Regions from separate parts of the Mus musculus genome. Here regions 1 and 2 are each linked to region 3. Evidence: chromatin loops called from intact Hi-C (ENCODE). Cell type or tissue: heart. All regions are shown on one strand.

Evidence for each region. A loop is a pair of places that touch in the nucleus more often than their neighbours do. Peaks named below come from ENCODE experiments on the same cell type or tissue, not always from the same donor. Only the 100,000 strongest peaks of a DNase experiment are listed, where the experiment ranks them.
Region 1: it touches region 3 in a loop (7-fold over the local background); 3 of 42 quality-filtered maps call a loop at or near these places.
Region 2: a loop joins it to region 3, with 13 times the contacts of the local background. A loop is called at or near these places in 3 of 42 quality-filtered maps.

Annotation. Positions count from the first base shown.
Region 1 is chr16:81,065,809-81,070,808 of GRCm38, reverse strand. No RefSeq gene overlaps it. Among named protein-coding and RNA genes, the nearest start is that of Ncam2, 130 kb to the left of the region's middle. In heart, a CTCF peak has its summit at 2,266 (motif pointing right); no DNase peak of the experiment used is centred here.
Region 2 is chr16:81,173,390-81,178,389 of GRCm38, reverse strand. No RefSeq gene overlaps it. Among named protein-coding and RNA genes, the nearest start is that of Ncam2, 25 kb to the left of the region's middle. In heart, a CTCF peak has its summit at 2,582 (motif pointing right); no DNase peak of the experiment used is centred here.
Region 3 is chr16:80,536,277-80,541,276 of GRCm38, reverse strand. No RefSeq gene overlaps it. Among named protein-coding and RNA genes, the nearest start is that of Gm41479, 240 kb to the right of the region's middle. In heart, a CTCF peak has its summit at 3,036; no DNase peak of the experiment used is centred here.

The sequences.
Region 1 (5,000 bases), 530 kb before region 3:
TTGCTGAAGTTTAACCAGGATGTTTTCCAGAGCTTTTGTGATCTCTGCTTTCCTTCTTAGAAGATATGAAGTATAAGACAGTCATTGATCATTGCTTTTTCAGACATCACCACTACCCAAGCAACTCCTGCTTCAGTTCATTGCAACATAGAATCCAGGGACATGATGGAGCCAGAGTGAGACTGTGGAAATTAAGATTTGGTCATAAAAATTCTTGACATTACATTCATCTATTGGCTCATTCTTGGGGAAAATCCAATAACTGTATTTCATTTGCATGGACACCCTTGTGCATGGGTCCATATGGTGGGAAGCTGAGGATCATGCCAACATCCAGTTTAGTTTATTATGTCTGGAATCAATACAACATACAGACAGATCTTTCGGCCACTTGCATTTTGTCAAATGACTGAAACAATACCTAAAGTCTTCACTGTAACCTTGTAAGATATTTAAGGCAGAGCTGTGCACCAGGGCCAAGCCAGTCTTCTCCAACCATTAAAATTGTGTGAGTTAAGTGTTGCCTGTTTTACGTTACAGAGCTCTGGATGATTTATTGTTGTGTTACGTAATACAGTTTCTAATCATTGTGACAAGTTAATACTAAAAATATAATACAAACTGAATATTGTCATATTTCCCTCCTGTTCTGTAGACAGTTTGTTAAGTATAGTATTACTTTGTAGATACTACAAAACATACTACATGGTAGATAATTTTTTTTTAATGAGAGATAAGTTTTTCCTCATTCTTTTCTTTTCTTCAGAAATGTATCTGACTGGAAGAAGCAATGTATGCCATTACTAATAGCATTCAGTAGAGTCCACTTTGAGCAATAAAAATTTTAATTATTTTCATGTAATAAAAAGGTAGGAGGTCATGTGTTATGTGTTAAGTGATTCTTATGTGTTACGGAGATGAGAACCTGAGTGAGCACTCATGAGTTAACATACATTTTAGCAGAAACTCAGGACCCAAAGGAATGCAGTTTTGGCAGCTTTCACCCAAAACATTAGTATTGATAAATAGCTATCTCCCACATTATAATTTCAACCTGATGCCTATACTTTTAGGTCAATATTTCAAGTTGAAAAATCCAAGCAGATGTTGCCAATTCTAGAAGTAAATGTCACGTGATCGTATTCCAACCATAAAGTGTTTAATAGAAAGCAACAAAGGAATTGAATTTTATCCTGCTTGCAAATTTATAAATTAGCTAGCCAGAGAAAAAGAAACTATGTGTTGCTTTGAATACCTTCCTGAGCTGTCACGATAGCAGTCACTGTATGGAATACATATCTTTAGTACATTAACACACTACAAATGACCTCTTATACAAGGGGGAAAAACATTTACACCTCTTGTTTTAATTGCCTGCACCACTGATACACACAGACAACATGGTAAGAACCAGATGTTAGCTGTCACAGCATTAGAGTATACTACAGGAAAGCAACTTCACAGATAGAAAATTACATTTGGACCTGCTTATGACCTGTCCCTCGAAACAAAAATAAAAATGTTGCAGTTATTGTAGGCTGCACTCAAATATCTCAATAATCAAACAAAAGAATTTCTTATATCTATCACACAGGGGTGTAAATAAATATATTTTATACAAAGGAAAAATTTTATTTTATTGTACTGTAATATCCTCAAAAATCTAAAGTGGACTAAACATGATTTTGTTGAGACTCTTCAGAGATAAAAGAAATTTGAGAAATCTGTAGGAAAATATTCTGCAACATCTGAGAAAGCTCACAGAGTGAATATAAGATATTGTCAGTCTTGATACTGAGTTTCTGACTTTTCTTCAAAGTTAGGAAATGCTCTAAACACAGCAAGTTAAATGCTAGTGGGATTCATAATCACCAGTGAAGCTAAACACCAAAACTGGCTCAACAAACAGAAATTAACTTTCATTTATCTAGTCCACTAGTTTTTGCCGAGTCCAATATCAGATATTAAAAACACAGCCATACTAGACACATAATCATGTACTTTAAAATAATGAGACTATCATTCTTACTAGCAGTAATGCAAATGTTCACATATACATTATTTAACTTTGAGAGATTCTTTTTCTCATGACTTCGTTTTAAAGATGACATGTTCTTGAAACATTCTAAGAGGAATTCACTTTTAGCTTTATGAGTTGGAACTGGAAGAGCTGCCTTGTTCTCAAACTGCCAATAGGTTATTAAGGCATTATCAGAATAGAAATGTTATTAATCAATTAAGGTAAATTTGGACATGAGCACTAGAGGGCGCAAAAAGAATGGGTTCAGACCCAGGTTTGGTGGAGGCAGTGATATCTTCCAATGGAAAACTTGACTGACATGTTGAGAAGAACTTTACAGTTGAGGGGCCAATGAAAGTGTTCTCGGCAGAAAATGCATCTGCCCAAATAGCGAGCAGTTATAGAGATATACAAGCAAGGAAAATTGTATCAATGGATCATTGATTTCAATAGCTTAGTTACCAATAATAAAAGCAAAATGGACAGATGGAACTTAATTACTAAATGTAAATAATGATACTAATTAGAAAGTTTTGGTGGAATTATATTTCTGTACTGTAGTGCAGAACAAATTCAAGGTAGTTGAGTCATTCACTTTCTATAACACTGAAAACCATTTTGTTCAAAAATGTTAACATCTTTCTTCAAATATATCTGTTTATTAATATGAGAGTTAGCTTTTATTCCCTTAACTAGTAGCATTTGTTGTCACTATATGTTATGTTAAGAGACAGGGAATTTTATATGAATCCAACCATATATTAAGAAGATTAAACACACTAAACATCATAGGACAAAATTTTTGAAAAGGGTAAAACCTTAGCAGTTCTGGGAGAAGTGTGATAGCTATTATTTAGGAACATTCTTCTTTCCATTCTTTTTGAGGTTGAGGATCATTGGCACATACGTTATGAATCTGCATTGTGATAATTTTCATTGAATTGTAGATTGCTGTTGATAAAATGCTTCTTAATGTGATATGAATGTACATTTGTTTTTCTATCTTCAAAACTCTTTGAAATATATGGAAGACAAATACTTAATTGACTCAGTGTGCACCCAGTGAGAGCAAGTATTAAATGAGAGTTCACTGAAAATGAAAACTCTTCCTTTAAACCCATACTACCTCACATGGAAGCAGTAAACTAGGGGAATGCTTGGACCATACAAATGTAATATTTCTTCAATAAGTAATGATCATTGGAAAATTATGAAGTGAATACAACTAAACAATATAGATGATGTCTCTGAACTGCAAAACTTTACTCACTAAGAGAGAGATGTAATTAACTGATGGTTGAATATTTATAATAAGAATACTCATGGGGTCAGTAGCATAATCAGAATTTCTTTGTAGATTAGGTCCAAAGAATCATATCCCATTATGCAGAAAAATACTTAAAATGCATAAGGTGTTGAAGTCAAAATGTGTTTACATCTTAGATGAGCATTCACTCTAAGAATAATGATAAATAAACATTATATCCAGATGAATCGGAGATCCCTTTAAATATGTAGAGAAATTTAAAGTATAATGACTTTCATTAACCACTTATTTAAATACAAAATCAAATTTTGTTTCATGATGAATACTTTCAATAATTAAAAAAATAATCTGAAAAAAATAAAAAATAGCTATAAAATAGTTATAAGTATAAAATTACTGTATGGCATATAACATATGTGTGTTATGTTTAGCGAACATAGGATCAATTAAATGCCCTATCATTTAATTGATATCAAATATCATCAAGCCTGATTACTTGATTTTGAATTTCTGAGATACATGTGGTAGAATGAGGAAATTGACTTCTGAAATTTATCCTTATATGATCTGTGGCACATGTGTTACCACTCCCACAAATATATAATATTTACATATAATATTCAAAACCATATGGAATATTTAGGAATATTTATATACAATGTATCTTATAGATCTTATATTCCATACCATATATCATACTATACACACTCTATGTTATATGTCATATATCACATATTATATATTATATTATATATAAATGAAAAAGGGGATTATTAATATATGAGAATGATCACTTTTGAAGTTTACCATTTGTGAAAATATTTATTTCAAAATATGTATTTTATAAATAAAACTTGTAGCTGGTTCTATAGCTTAGAGCTGCTTTAACAAGCTAAGAGTACTATCTAAAAATAATATAAATGAAATAGAAAAAGCTTATTTCTATAATAAATACTATACTTTTAATAATGTAGCACATAAAGTTATTAATTTCATTTGTAAATAACAAAAAGTTTAAGTAAATTATCTTTGAGATTTTTATTATAAGACAAGTCAGTTTCAGAAATTGTTACTAATATTTACTGGAGAAGAATTTACCTCGTATATTTTTAATGAAAGAAATTCATTAGAGAGAGTACAGAAAATTTGTTATTAATTATTTTTGTTTATTTTTTGTTTCTTCCCTTTTTTATTGGTAATTTTATTTCTTTACATTTCAAATGTCATCCTCCCCGATTGGTTTCCCATCTGTAAACCCCCTATCCAGTCCCATGTCACCCCTGCTTCCCACCCAGCCCTGCCTTACTGCCCTAGCATTCGACTACACTGGGGCATCAAGCCTTCACAGGACCAAGAGACTCTTCTCCCACTGATGCCAGATAAGGCCATTCTCTGCTACATATGCAGCTGGAGCCATGGGTCTCTCCATGTGTACTCTTTGGTTGGTAGTTTAGACACTGGGAGCTCTGGGCAGTCCAGTTAGTTGATATTGCTGTTCTTCCTATGGGTTTGCAAACACCTTCAGCTCCTTCGGTCCTTCCCTTAACTCCTCCATTGGGTTAGTCATTAATTTGTAAAGCATACTTTATAGAAGTTCTGCATCCCAGTAGACAAGTGTTTGGTTTATTATAGGTATTTTTACCTCTGAACTTTCACTACATATATATTAAAATGTTAAACTTTAAATATTTTGTGATGCAACCCTATACACTT
Region 2 (5,000 bases), 640 kb before region 3:
AGACTAATGATAATGTTTCTCCTCCAGTGGCTTGACAGATCATTGGAGCATTATGAAAGCTACTCTGTAGAAATGCAGTATTTATGTGAGTGTCATCCAGATTTCTCTGTATTCTTATTTCAGGGGTGCCTTCAGTACTTAGGTTGTTTTACTCAAGAACTGAATGGTCATCAAAAGTATTGCAATAATTTGCAGTGCTTCATACTTTATGAGACCCAGAACAGTTGAATATCCACTATGGATACACAATATGCCATTGTGTAAATACGCTACATCTGATTGGATCTGAGGCCCACTCATGAAGTGACTCATCCTAGAATTTAGGATTTTGCTGCCTAGCATAAATGTGTAGTTATGGTAGGTTGTAGGATAACCCCATTAAAACTCTCTTCTCTCTGTGTGTGTCTCTCTCTTAGTCTCTTGCTGTCTCTCTGTCTGTCTGTCTCTCTCTTTACACACACACACACACACACACACACACACACACAGAGAGAGAGAGAGAGAGAGAGAGAGAGAGAGAGAGAGAGAGAGAGAAACACATACACAAACTCACATATATATTTAATAATATTTACTTCAAAAGCATTTTAGTGTTAATTATCCTTTTCCATATTTCTTTCTCTATCCTGACAACCCATGCCCAATAGCACTTACCCCTTCGTGTTCAATTGTTTCCTTTAACCTTTAATATCACTGTGCTCTTCCTCTTCCCCTTTGGATGCTGGTTACTGAGTTGTTGGCTTTTATGGGTATATGAAGTGAAAAAAAAAAAAACAGGCATCTGAAGGTTCAAAACTAGCATCCGTACATGAGAGAAAATATGGGACATCTGTCTTCCTGTGTGGAATGTTTTACGTAGAATGATTTTTAAACAGTTGACTATCCACTGTGAATATCAATATCCCATTGTGGAAACACACCGCTTCTGATTGGATCTGAGTCCCCCTCCATGAGATGAGATGCATACCCAACAGTAGTAATGGGGCCAAGTACGCACTAGTTAGGTTCTAGGTCTAGGGGAGAACCAAATGCTATTATTTTGCTAATAAATAAAATATTTAAATGACTTCTAATGACTTACTACTATAACTGGAGATCACTGCATTGCTCCACTCTCATTTGGGGAAAGTGTCTTCTTGCTCTAGATGGTAATTAGTACAGAGAGCTTCAAAGGGTCAATGTGCAATGAAGAAGAGTGGTGTAGTTCTTATACTTAAATGGGATATATGCACCATACCCTTCGCTTGAAAGCTCAGATAGCTATGAGAGAGTATACATGAATACATTGTATACAAGAGGTGATGGATAACTGCAAAGAGTTTTTTGTTTCTTTGTTTTGTTTTCTGGACAGAGCAGAGCTATATCACAAACAAAATCTTAGACATTTTGCCAGCATACACAAGATTTGTGCAAACTCAAACCAGAAAAAAATCTAATCATTGCAAGGAGAAGAAAGGGACAAAATTCTCATCAGTAGCTGAGTTGCTATTGCCATTTGATGCTGATAAAAGGAAAAAATTCAGTTTTATTTAATGTGATTACTTGCAGGTGGGCCACACCTAAAGGCAGGCTGTACCACCATGAATAATTAGACAACAAGAAAAAAACTGAAAGTGATCCGGAAAATGTCTGAAAATTCAGTTGGGTGAGTAGAGAGAGAATATTTTGTAATTACATCTAAATAAAGTATATGAATAGTTACATACATGTGCACAGAGCAGGAGGACTTCAACACTGTACATCTAGCAAATAGATATAGTTAAGTGTTTCTTAGTAAATACATAGGTATTATTGGAACAATGGAATGAAGTAACAAAGTTTTATATTCTATTGCCAGGAGCAAAATAATATATGTATATCGAATAAAATAAAATTTCATGTCTATGGCTTAAAGTACAAAATTATTATTATAATGGAGAACCCAAAAATTTAAAATAATACAGCCAAGTAGGTTTAAATAAATACATTTACCAATAAATTTAGTCAAAAAAGAAAGTAAAATATAAGCACATAATGCAAAATAAATTATAGTTTCATTTTCTGTGATCATTCCCCTAAGTCATTTGACTTAATTTTATGAGGTTAAATGGCTTCAACATCTGATATCTGTTATCTTTTACTTATTCCATCTTTTCTACTTATAAATCAAATTTTCACTTGCTGTAAGTTACAAATACATTGGTGTGTTCAATGTAGTGTAGGTTTCATTCTTTAAAAAATTGCTAGCTCGTGCAAAGATTCTACTTTGCTACTTTATTGAGTACACATATAAGTAGTGACGTTTTAGAAATGCAATCCTATTCCTAAGTATTTTAAATATTTTTATGGCAAAAATCACTGGGAACTATTCATTCATTACAGTTGCTTATGTTCTCAGTTCTATTAAAAATCTCTCTAGTATTACAAAATCTACCGGAAAACCCACCATTTCCTCGTTTAAAATTCATGCTGTCTTTTTCAGAAGGCAAAGCAAAGATAAGCTATTCTTGGTTTCTGGTACTTCTTACTGTAGCAGCTGAATTTTTTAGACATTGATTTTTTTTTTCTTTCTTTCTTCGGGATAGTTCAGCTGCTGTAAATGAAACTAGTCAGACAGCAGAGGGAGCCCAAGCCGCCAGCCTTGTTCACAGGAGCCCTGTTACATCATCAAGCATGCTAAGTAAGAAAGCACACAGACTGTGCTAATGTAAGTGGTGTTTCAAGAAAAGCTTCAGTTTGGATTTATTATTTATTTACTGCGGATTCCATCAACTACTTTAAATGTTTCCTTAACAACAATAAAACAGGATCAATTTCTACAACCGTATCTTGAGAGAAAAATGAGTGTGAGGGAGAATGCAGAGTCCGGTCCAATTTTGTGGACTTTGTGCTTGGAACTCACATCCTAACTCCCTCTTCTGGATAGGAACACACCCACAGTCATTGCCACGGTTGGACAGCACTGGCATCTTACACATGGCGAAAATCTTTTCTGAGTCACTTTGCAGTTTTTTTTTTTTTTTCTTCACAGTTCCATTGTTGTTTCCGTTGGAAAAGAAATGGGTATAAAAGTATGAGCTGGAGATAAGCCAATGAAGTTTAAAACTTTGTCTTCAGCAAATGATAGAAATCATTTAGTTTCACCAGCCCCACCACATACGATGCAGACATATCACTAAAGAAGCCCAGTCCGCAGGACCTCCTCGAGGAAAACCTTGTATCTGGTCTGAATTTGCTAGTGAGATATTAATCATGCTTATCATGTGCCTTTGAAGAATACAAAAAACAACTTTCCTTTTATAGAACCATAAACTACTTATGAATTGCATATTTTATATTCATAAGATTATAAAAATTATATTATATTTGTCATAAATATTTAATGCTATTGTTTAGATTTTTGTGGTATATTCTCTAATAGTAAAAAAAAAATCTCTATTTTGTAAGAGGGGAAGACTTTTTTCAGCAATTTATTATACCAATCAAGCCAAGAGGTTGTCATAATTCCTTTTGAAAAATCATTGCAACGTTATCATGCAAATGTTAATTACTATTGTTAAATTTTCATTTAAAAATAAATCACAGCTAATTTTTAAACAGTGTATTTGCAGAAATAATTATGCCTTTATTCACAGCTTTGTATAATGTATACCTCTAGCTGAATCCTTCCTAACCAGTGTTCCTTCCATTAATTTGTTTATTGATAAAATACTGCCTTCATTTCTACAACTCCTTTTACTGACATTACTTCCTCTAGCAATCTGATGAGTTTCATACATCTTTATCCGTTATTTGATTCATTGGCATTCTCTTCCTTCACCTTAAACAACTGCTGAGGGAATATATATATATATATATATATATATATATATATATATATATGAGAGAGAGGAGAGTATATATTTGTATGTATGTATATATCACATGATCATTCCAGTTATACATAGTACGTATTATATTAAAAACACAACACTTTAAAGAATTTTTCACTTCACTACTATCTGCCACTTAAAGCTGATTAGGCCATTGTCACACACAAAGACATCATTAAAGTATAAGCTATTATCTTTGACCAGACATGCAGTAAAAATAACGGCTCATAATGACTGAATTATCTGCACTGACTTTTTCATGTCATAGATAATACTAAATACAGTTTTACTATAAGATAGTATATATAAAATATGTGTTCTCAGAACTATTTTTTTTTAGATATCCAAATACAAGTATAAGAAAATTATCACATTTTCTTTGAGGTAGGGTGGGAGTTTTTTCCCAATTCCTTTCCGAGGGGTTGGGGTTTTGTCTAGTTTAAACTTACACAGGTCATGTACATGCTTCAGTCTCTAGGGGTATGTATGTTTGCCATCCTTGTTGTGTATAGATGATGCTGTATCTTTAGAGTATCTGATCCTTAGCCCTTACCATCTTCTGTCTCCTCTTCCATGTAGATTTCTGAACAATGAATGGAGCCGTGTGATGGAAAAGAAAACATATGTTGTTTTTTCCAATGTAGTGACATCTGATGTATATACTACACTCTAGGACAGACCTCATGCTGAGGGGTATTTGGCCAACACAAATAGAATTCCATGCTTTTTAGTGGGTTTGTTGTTGTTGCTGGTGGTGATGGTGGTGGTGGTGGTTGTTTGGTTCATTGGTTGCTTGATTGGTTGGTTGGTTCGTTGGTTGGTTCATTGGTTTGTTTACTGGTTGTTGTTTGCTCTTGGTTTTGGTTTTGGTTCCCTTTATTGTTATTTATAATTGGGTGGGTAGGGATAAGGTGTGGTGTGTGAAAAACTGGGGTTTCAAGATATAATGGTAAAAAATATACTGTATGAATCAAAATTTAATCACATTTTCCTAAGAAAATATCAGATATTCATGTGTTCTATTTTGTTGTGCTTAAGGACAAGTAGCTTAATGCTTTGAATACAAATCATGGAGGAGGAAAAGTATGGCTTAGTAGTTGAGTATACTAAGAGAACCAGAGGTACCTTCCCAGCATTCACATCTGGGAA
Region 3 (5,000 bases):
ATTTATTGAACCAAAAAACATTAAGAAGTTAAATTTAGGCTTTAAATTATTCCCTACAAGTTATGGAGCATTGAAATAAACCTAAAGATATGACAGCATTAGGCAAGACATTTGAATTTGCTTTGGCCAAGAGCAACCACGATATGTGTGTGTGTGTGTGTGTGTGTGTGTGTGTGTGTGTGTGTGTATGTTTGAAAATTAGATTAGGGTAAGAGAATCAATGTGGGTAAACGTTGAGATCTCAGTAAAATAATTAAAAACGTTGCAAAGATAAAGTCACCTTGAGGATCCTGTCTCTGTTTTAGAAGCTGTTATAAGCTAATTCTTTGTTTTGGGGTATTTTACTCTAACTAGACGATATTACATTTTGATCATATATATCTGAGAGAAAGTAGAATTTCCTGCCCACAGGGTTTAATTTTTATTTGAGCCCAACAAAATATTTCACTAGTTAAATTTGTTTTAAATTGTATGAATCATATTTCTAAGATCTATAGCACAAGTTCTATATGATATCTGGAAAAAGAAATGTGGAGATGCAAACGACTTCCAGAATTTCAGTGCAGTGTGTCCTGATTTCAGCGCTGTGATCATATACAGAGAGAAACTGATCACAGTAAACCTAATAAGATACATTTTTTTCTTTTTTATTAGGTATTTTCTTCATTTACATTTCCAGTGCTATCCCAAAAGTCCCCCATACCCTCCCACCCCACTCCTCTACTCACTCACTCCCACTTTTTGGCCCTGGCATTCCCCTATACTGAGGCATATAAAGTTTGCAAGTCCAATGGGCCTCTCTTTCCAGTGATGGCCAACTAGGCCATCTTCTGATACATATGCAGCTAGAGACACGAGTATATATGCTTCTACATACGAGCTACGGGGAGGGGGGGTACTATTTTCAACTAACCTGTCACAGTTTAACATGGACATAGAAATATATTGTCACACTATTCTAACTAAGGTGAGTTTTTACTTGTACTGAAAATAATTATTTCATCAACTTCACATTCATAGGTATCAAACTTGTGCCCCAAAACACAGAATTGTATACTTGAGACTGTCTGAATTTTAGGCTTATACACACCAAGAAATACATGTTAGTTCTTCATATGCTGCCTATTCTTAGAACACTTTGTGACTTTCACTGTGCTTCAGTTTTACGCTTCAATATTCTAAAATGAAGTACATAAAATGCCTAACTTGCAGAAATTGTATCATAGAGTTACACAGATTAGTGTGAATATTTTATTGCTCATTTCTCATAAAACTATGCATAGTAGTTATCCATGGTTATATAATATAATGTATATGATTAAAGCAATTGGATATTATCTAGATACATTCCCTATATCTTCATCTCAAAGCCTGTCTCCATTATTAACAACCTTGGGTATTAATGAACAAATTATATACTGTCACAGGAAAATAAAACTTCTTTACAGTCAACATTTCAAAATGAAAATAAGAGTCCTCTTGACATACCCAACTAAAATGTAGCCATGTGATCATAAAGAAAAATAATCGGCTGGGAAATTGACTGTTCCAGAAACTGGCCTGTTAAGCATTCCAAGAAAATGTCCTCGTTTCATTCTTAAAGACAAAGTTTAACAAGCAACTGATGTTGAAACCCCCTGCTCTGAAGTTAAGACTAGTCAATCCTAGCATCTGCTTCTCCACCTAGAGCTTTATACATAAAAGAACTTGTGACCTCTGACGTTAACAATGAGAATGAATTCTATGGATGTTAAACAGTACTCAGAGGTAGAGCTCAGAGAAGGATCAAAGATAAGCCTAAGAACAGATCCTATTGTTGGAGGATGGGGAGTAGATGGTGCCTCTTTAATAGGCATGGTCATTGCATGCATTCACTGAAATGTCGGGACCTAAACTATGGTTTTGGAAGATCCAGGTGCAATCTGGCTCTTCAAAGAATAGCAAAGAATCACCAGCTTGATTGGCACTTTCACTCTGGCATTCCAGATGACTAGGGGGCTTTCATTTCCATTTCTTTCTGTTGAAGAATAGATTCTTGTGATTGACAATCCTGGTTTGTCCACTTCTTTCTTTAAGCAGAGCCTTCTACACCAATGCCCTAACACTGTGCCCAAAAATAAACCATGCCTTCCTTACATGCTATTTGTTATATAGTTTTTCTTAGTAATAATGGAAGCAAGCAACATAGGAATATATACCAAAATGTTGAGCCATTGTTATACCTGATCACGTGATTCTTAGACTTTGGAACTGGTTTGCTATTAGGTGTGGGACGAGAAGGAGAACATCTAGTCCTCCAAAGTTCTGGAGGGCTGAACAGGATATTTCTGTGAATATTTAGAAGACAGCAATAACTCTATCTGCAGCAGGGCTATCAGCCATTCACTTTTATTCTACCAAAATATGTGACTGCATTTTGCTTGTGTCCTGGGAATTCGAGTGGGGCGGAATTTTTATTTTCTTATTTTCTTATTTACTTATTTGACTTACATCCTGCTCACTGCCCATCTCAATCACACCCTCCCATAATCCTCTCTCTCTCCCTTCCTCTTCTCCTCTGATTCTCCTCTGAGAGGGTACACACACATACATACATACATAGACACACAGATACACTCTCTCTCTCTCTCTCTCTCTCTCTCTCTCTCTCTCACACACACACACACACACACACACACACACACACACACACACACACACTGCCACACTGCACATCAAATCTCTGTGGTTCTAGGAGCATCCTCTCCTACTGAGGCCAGACAAGGCAGCCCTGCTAGACAGATATATATCCCATGGAGAGAAAATAGCTTTTAGGATAGTCATTTAAGAACCCCATGACAGACAAGCTGCACATCTGTTACATATGTGTGGGGAGGCATCGATTCAGCCCATGTATAATACTCTTTTGTTGAAGTTCAGTCTCTGAGATTCCATGTTAGTTGACTCTGATAATCTTCCTGTGGGTTTCTATCCTCTTCTGGCTGGCAATTCTTCCCCTTCCTCTTCCATGAGTCCCCAAGCTCCATCTACTGTTTGGTTATGGTGTCTGCATCTGAGTCAGCTGCTGGGTGGAGCTTCTCATAGGACAGCCATGCTAGACTCCTGTCTACAAGCATAATAGAGTATCATTAATAGTGTCAGGAATTGGTGCTTGCTCATGAGATGTGTCTCAAGTAGAGCCAGTTATTTGTTGGTCATTTCCTAGGTCTCTGTTTCTGTCTTTATTTCTTAGAAGGTTCTGTGGGTATGTTGGTGTCCCAACTAAGGTTACCCCCTTTAATTCTTGGGAATCCCCTCATCCCAGGTCTCTGTTCTGTCTTGGAGATATCCCACCTCCCCACTCCTATAAGTTTCAGATTTCCATTCATTTTCATGCCCATCTGACCATCTCTCCTATCCCTCACCACACCTGATCCTGATTCCCTTTCCTAGTCTCTCTCCCACTCAGTTCTCTCCCTTCACCTAAAGCAGAATTTTTAAATGGCAGAATTTTAAACTGTCAATTTGTGGGATTCTGTAGGGTTTTTCTTGTTGTTGTTGTTTTATTGTTTTGAAAACTTTGATACTAAGGTGTTCACTCTGAGTTTGATAAATACTTACCAATTTATTCAGGTCTGCAGTGATAATGAGCAACCATAGTAAATAAATGATGGAGAAAACTAGAATGACATAGAAAAATAAGACAAAAACCTCACATAAAAATAGCATGCTGTGCCACTGAAGAACACCGATATTGCAAACTTAATATTGAGCAATATATATTTTACTTTGCACACAGACACACACACACAGCGGGGAGGGAGTCATTATCTCTTTTTATCTTTTTTTGAGACATAATACACATTGTTTGATAGTTATTATTTATAGCCATGAGGTTTAGAGAAAAATTTACATATTTATAAATACACCAAAAATTCCCATTCTATAAATAAGGAAACATACCATACAACATAAGATTCTCTCAACGATGAATTCATGAAGTTCTTAGGCAAATGTATGGAACTAGAAAATATCATCCTGAGTGAGATAACCCAATCATAAAAGAACACACATGGTATTCACTTATGATAAGTGGATATTAGTCCAAAAGTTCGGAATACCCAAGATACTATTTGCAGACCACATGAAGCTCAAGAAGAAGGAAGACCAAAGTGTGGATACTTTTGTCCTTCTTAGAAGGGGGATCAAAATACCCATAGGAGGAGATACAGAGAAAAAGTTTGGAGAATAAATTGAAGGAAAGGCTATCCAGTGACTGCCCCACCTGGTGATCCATTCCATATACAGTCACCAAACCCAGACACTATTGTGGATGCCAACAAGTGCTTACTGACAGGAGCCTGATATAGCTGTGTCTTCAGAGGCTCTGCCAATGCCTGGCTAATACAGAAGTGGATTCTGACAGCCATCCATTGGACTGAGCATGGGGTCCCCAGTGGAAGAGCTAGAGAAAGGACCCAAGGAGCTGAAGGGGTTTGCAGCACCATAGGAGGAACAACAATATGAACTAACCAGTACCCCCAGAGCTCCCAGGGACTAAACCACCAACCAAAGAAAACACATGGAGGGACTCAAGACTCTAGCCGCATATGTCGCGGAGGATGGCCTTATTGGACATCAATGAGAGGAAAGGCCCTTGGCCTTGTGAAGGGTCCCAGTGTAGGGGAATGCCAGGACAGAGTAGTGGGAGTGGGTGGGGTAGTGAGCAGGGGAATGGAGGAAGTAATGGGTAGGGGGGGTTCTTAGGGTAAATGAGGAAAGGGGATAAAATTTGAAATGTAAATAAAGAAAATATCTAATAAAAAAACCCAATGATAAATGATACTTAAGACTTGTTTTCAACTCCACATTATTTTCACATGAATAATAACTTTGCAATTTGGTTTGCATACAACAAAATGCCTAAGATAAATAAAGAATACATTTTTTTTTTTGGCAGCACATGATCTCAAAAGTTTCAGTCCATGGACAGCTGATCGATCCCATTACTTTTGAGGTGA